2 separate regions of the Homo sapiens genome follow, and region 2 is linked to region 1. Evidence: read pairs that join two places in POLR2A ChIA-PET (ENCODE). Cell type or tissue: B cell. All regions are shown on one strand. Links, peaks and the distances in the headings refer to the core of each region. The heading gives the core; the rest is flanking DNA.

Evidence for each region. ChIA-PET counts read pairs that join two places held together with the same protein. Peaks named below come from ENCODE experiments on the same cell type or tissue, not always from the same donor. Only the 100,000 strongest peaks of a DNase experiment are listed, where the experiment ranks them.
Region 2: POLR2A ChIA-PET joins it to region 1 with 13 read pairs; 7 of 35 experiments call an interaction of 5 or more read pairs at or near these places.

Annotation. Positions count from the first base shown.
Region 1 is chr3:167,683,418-167,686,352 of GRCh38, reverse strand. PDCD10 (programmed cell death 10) reads left to right here. Exons shown (of 9, transcript NM_007217.4): 9 at 1,964-2,935. The coding sequence ends at 2,045. Among named protein-coding and RNA genes, the nearest start is that of WDR49, 31 kb to the right of the region's middle. In B cell, for the core only: CTCF peaks have their summits at 1,600 and 1,801 (motif pointing right); a DNase peak (open chromatin) is centred at 1,752; H3K27ac peaks cover 440 bases.
Region 2 is chr3:167,748,996-167,751,930 of GRCh38, reverse strand. The region is part of intron 1 of SERPINI1 (serpin family I member 1); the gene reads right to left. Among named protein-coding and RNA genes, the nearest start is that of SERPINI1, 15 kb to the right of the region's middle. RefSeq lists an enhancer at 1,323-1,442. In B cell, for the core only: no CTCF peak of the experiment used is centred there; a DNase peak (open chromatin) is centred at 1,430; H3K4me3 peaks cover 958 bases; H3K27ac peaks cover 2,500 bases.

The DNA of each region.
Region 1 (2,935 bases), core at 324-2,823:
TTCTATAAAATAGGAAATATACTAAAATGTAAATTGGACATTATTTTTTAATTTATATATAATTGGTTGTGATGCACTATAGAAAACCAAGAGATTTTATATATTTTAACATACATACATGCATACGTATAATGTATAAACTGATGGAAAGTCTGGCCGTATAGGTAGTTATTTGCACTTCAAGTCAAATGTGAGAATTTTTTGAACAAGATTATTTTTTAACAGTGCTTAAAGTCAGAAAAGTAAATAGAGACCTCAATCATTCCATCCTGCTATTCAGGTTTTAAGATCTCTATATTCATGTCACATCATTACAGTATTATTGTAGTAATATTTAAAAATGATAAAAATACATTAGATAGAATTATGTTAATTTTCAGAGTCATTTTTAACAGTTCAAACAGGTTGAAGTATTTACATTTATATTATGAATTAGAGATATCGAGCTAAATTTTATTACTTGTTTTGTGGTGGTGTTCCATACACAGGTTTGTCTAAGGGAAATGCTCCTTGATGACTTAGTTTAATAAGCTGGCATTTGTGTTTTGAAAATAAACTTTTATTTGATTTATGCTAAGCTCAAATAACCAAAAACACATTAAAATAATAATTTACATGATGGGATTATTATTTCTGATTTTAAATTACTATTATGGAATAAGCACAATGAAAGGTAGACATTAATTTAGAGACTAATTTTCATTAATTAATTGAAATTATTTACTCTGCATATGGATTCAGTGTCGTTGCTACTACTTTCTCTCCATTCAGCAGCTTTTTAAAATTCCAGTTCTTTGTGTATCAATAATGTGCTTGAGTTTTATACCTGTTTCCTCAAAACAGAAAATTATTGATAGAACCTGATCTTTAGGCCATCTTTCAGTAGGGGGATGGATTTGCATTGATTCAGCTATTTCTTCCTGGCCCTTCTCTTTTTTTTTTTTTTTTTTTTTTTTGGAGACAGAGTCTTGCTATGTTGCCCAGGCTGGATCTGGGCTCACTGCGACCTCCAGCTCCTGGGTTCAAGCAATTCTCCTGCCTCAGCCTCCCGAGCTGGGATTATAGACACATGCCACCATGCCCGGCTAATTTTTGTATTTTTAGTAGAGACAAGGTTTCACCATGTTGGCCAGGCTGGTCTCACACTCCAAGAGACCTCATGATCCGCCCACCTTGGCCTCCCAAAGTGCTGGGATTACAGGTGCGAGCCACCAGGTCCAGTCCCTGGGCCTTCTCTTTTGAGAAATGTCTAGGATGCGGGTGCATGCTAGATATGATACTAGGAAACTGTTGAGGCCACACAGTGGGACTAGGGCATCATCTCTGAATCCCAGCTGCATGAAGATGAGCCATTAGGAGAATGTGGTGGGGCTCAAAGCCAGTTTTAAAGAATATATTTTTATATGTTGTCAGCTCCCAGATTTTGAAACTGCATGATTATTTTGTTTTAAAAGTATGTTTATAGTAAAAGTAGTTTGTAGTAGTTTGTAGCTTAGAATTTCTACCTTTTTTTAAGGAGATAAAGAGATTGGGATGAATCAGATTGGAAGTAATTAGATTTTTCTTGAGTATTATGCCCATTAATTACAAATTTTGAGATTATGATACTTTGCTGGATTTTACTTGTTAACTTCTATGAAACCACAGCTGGAGACCACATCTGAATCCTCCTTTTGGCCAGTTAACTTGTTCCACCTATAAATGAACTGGGTTGTTGAGGCACTATCATTAGCAGTCCTCCAACATTTTATTACCAGTCAGAACCACCAGGGGGCAGTAATTACTAGATAGTTTAAAATGATGCAAGACTATTATATCCTAAATTGGAATAAAAGTTTTAATAATACTAACTTGTCTTTTTTTTTTTTCTAAAATTGATTCCATTGCTACTGTTAATAGTATAAATCTTAAAAGGGTGAATTTTTTGGATGAAATTAATGCTTATTCTTTTCTTTTTAAACAGGGCAATAAATGTGTTCGTAAGTGCCAACCGACTAATTCATCAAACCAACTTAATACTTCAGACCTTCAAAACTGTGGCCTGAAAGTTGTATATGTTAAGAGATGTACTTCTCAGTGGCAGTATTGAACTGCCTTTATCTGTAAATTTTAAAGTTTGACTGTATAAATTATCAGTCCCTCCTGAAGGGATCTAATCCAGGATGTTGAATGGGATTATTGCCATCTTACACCATATTTTTGTAAAATGTAGCTTAATCATAATCTCACACTGAAGATTTTGCATCACTTTTGCTATTATCATTCTTTTAAGAATTATAAGCCAAAAGAATTTACGCCTTAATGTGTCATTATATAACATTCCTTAAAAGAATTGTAAATATTGGTGTTTGTTTCTGACATTTTAACTTGAAAGCGATATGCTGCAAGATAATGTATTTAACAATATTTGGTGGCAAATATTCAATAAATAGTTTACATCTGTTAAACATTTCTTTACTTGAAAAAATGCATATATATATGTGTGTATATATATATATATATATATATATATGAACAGAAGACCAAGACAACTTGGTGTAATGTCTAAAAAACTTCTAATGGGAGCTTATCAGCAGTTTATCAAATAATAAAGCAAGAATTTCTATTTTTGTCCTTAATCACTTTGGACACAGAGTAGTCAATGGAAATATTTTTGTTAATTACTTATAAGGTACTGAGTATTTTTATATGATTTCCAACCTGTTTTAAACGACTTATGAGTAAGAGATAGCATTTTCTAGTGTTTTTGCACTATAATGCCACTTTTTGAACTCTTGTGACAAATGTAGATTTGACTCTTAAAAATTAAGCCTTTCGTATACTGGGCCCTCATAAGCTTTGCACAATTTTTTCCCAAAAAATAGCCACAATTAATAGTAATTTGAAGCTATATCAACGGTTGGATTGAAATTGTCATGAGTGTTAATATTATATA
Region 2 (2,935 bases), core at 103-2,602, 66 kb before region 1:
AATAGTCAAATGTTGGCAATTTCACAAAGTTTAATTTCATACAACACAATTTGAAACAAAATCCATTTATATTGTGGGACAGTATACAGTTTTAAAATGTCACTTCACACATGAAGGAGAATCACTAATATTGGAGGCTTTATTATCGTACATGAAAAAGATACTAGATACCGTACTGGAAAAGATATTAGAACAAATCATACATAACGCTGCATATGATGTACCAATTAGTTTCATCCTGACAGTTGAGTTGACAGCCTGAAAATGCCATTGACAACCCATCACCATTTGTGTCGATAACCTCAACACTATTCTCTGATAAATCTATATATTTAGCGGAGTAATTTAACACATCTCAAATTTTTCATCTGGCTTAAGAAAAATCTCTTATTTCCTATTCCTTTCCATGTGGAGAAAACATTTAAAGGAAGTTAACAGATACGGTTGACTGCTTAATAATTTAATCTTTGCTTATAGAGACTAAGCTTTGAAAAACTATTCTGATACAGTTTGACTTACTTTGTGTAATTACAGGGCTACCTCATTTTATCAAGTAGACATATTCCAAAAACTATGTTAATAATTCAATAGCATATTTTAAATTTACCAAGGTGCTCATGATTGAAAGTTCTGACAAACTCAGAAGTCTGCAGTTTCTTAGCAGATAATATAAATGTGTGAATTGGTCCAGTATAATGGAGAATAGAGGAGTCTGCGGTAACTGAAGAGGATATTCCTTACCTAAAGAAAATCTTTTTTTTCCTAACATAATAAACTCTGCAAAACATAATTTAGCTGGCAGGAGGTGAGACAGAAAGATTTCAGTCTGTCAAACTGCCAGTTTGAAATGCCTAATTTAAAGTAAGCTTGCCGTGGATTTTCTATTCTTTTTTTAATATTATCATGAAACATTCTCTAGTTTTTGTCTGAAGTTAGAGTTTTTATATATTGATTTTATTATTTTTATAGGGTTTAGATATGTAATTGCAGCTGTCTAATTTTTTAAGAATGCAAGAGAATTCATAGTTGAAGAATGCAAGGTACAATATACAAATACTGTGAAGTAAATATGGACAATTCCATAGAAATACACAAAGTATTCTGGTTACTTCTGAGATCATAATTATATTGCAGAACTATGTTTTGGCTGGAAACAAATGCAAACTAGGTACTGTGTGGTGATACCTGAAATAACCTATATGATTTTCTATGCCCCACTTTCCTCATCTATGAAATGAGAATTATGATAGTACTTGTCTCATACGATTGTCATAAAAATTAAGGGTGATAATGTATGGATGTAAAGATATTAGTGCTTAGGTCACAGTAAAAAGTTCAGTCTCAGAAACAGTGAAGCAGTTCTGGATTTCCTTCTAGACAACACCCACTGCCTCCTGTAAACCTTTCACTTTCTCTTCACATACTAATAATAGCCTTCACATGATACACAAATAAGCATCACGAACACGTGATGGCAAACCCATTGCTCCATGTTGCCTTTTCTATTTCATTAATTTCTATGTGCAGTCATCTTGTTCTTACTTTCCCAAGCTACACTGCATGGCTGAAAAAATATTTCTCATAGAGCTTGCTAAATTCAACCTGGGAAGAAGATATGTTACATAATGTGTAATTAATCATTTCATATGCACATTTCTGAAACAGACATTTCAGTGCTGTCATTTTAGATATTTGGGTAACATATACATGTAGTGACATCCAGAAAAAAAAGCAAAGCTTTGGTTTCTTTAATTTCTCTGAAAATAAGTCATCCCGGCTGGGTGTTTTATCAATAGCTGTGAATTTACTTTTTAAGCACCGAAATTTATTTTTATTTTACCCATTTGCATGAAACTTTAACAAAATATATAATTCACTTAGTTTTTCCAGAAAAGTGGAAATGTAACAATTAATCCTCTTTCTTATGCCTGAAGGTCATTTTTTAAAACTTTCTGGCTCTGTCCTTCATTCACCCAGCCAGTATCTACTGAGCACTACATACTGCCCCACAGCTTATGTCTCTGCACTTCTCTGAGGTCAAGACATGAACCCTTCCGGCACCTATGCTTTCTTAGTTTCTTAGCTTTTTTCCCCTCTCATCTTTTGTTTATATTGAGTCACTGTTAATTTGTCTAAACATATAAACAGCATTCAATAGTAAATTAAACAGTTTATTAACAGTAAACAGGTTCTGCATAAAGGCTAATGGATAAATAAGGTGAATTTCACAGCAAGGAATTTGGCTGGGTTTGTAAGCTTATTTCCTGCATTCTAAGGTGTGTTACAGTGGAAATTCTGGATCCTTTTAATAAATGAGATATTCCTGTTAAAGTTTCTCATTTATAAGTCATTCTAAAAAGAAGAAAAGAGAACACTACTTAAAATATCAGTTGGTGCACTATTAGATTTAAAGTGAGACTGGGTTTATGGTTTTAAGTCATCAGCCTTATAGTCACAATTGTCTTGTATAAAGATAGCAATTACTGTACTGTAGCTTGTCATGTATGGTTAATGGTCCTCAGTGATGGATTATTCATGCCAGGCAGCTAGCTGAACATTATGTTTTAATGATGGTAAAAAGCATAGATGTCTTCATATGTTTTGTGGATGTTGAGAAGGAGTCAAACCAAAAAATAAAATGTTCCCATTAGGGTAAGGTAAGACATAAAAGGAACATTGTATGAGAGTAAACTAGAGCAAAAAAACACAAACAAAAATTTAAGACACAGAAGAGAGGAAATGAGATTCAGTATTTTAATGAAAGTTGACTTCCTTAATCATAAAAGCAAGGGGATAATTTCAAAATAGTGATATATCAATATCTCAGTGAGTAATTTTTAATAACATGAAGCAAACTGAATGTACATAAATATAATCCTTGTAAAGATTTAAATGCTTTACGTTTTCAGCTCATTTACAACGGTTACATTTTGAA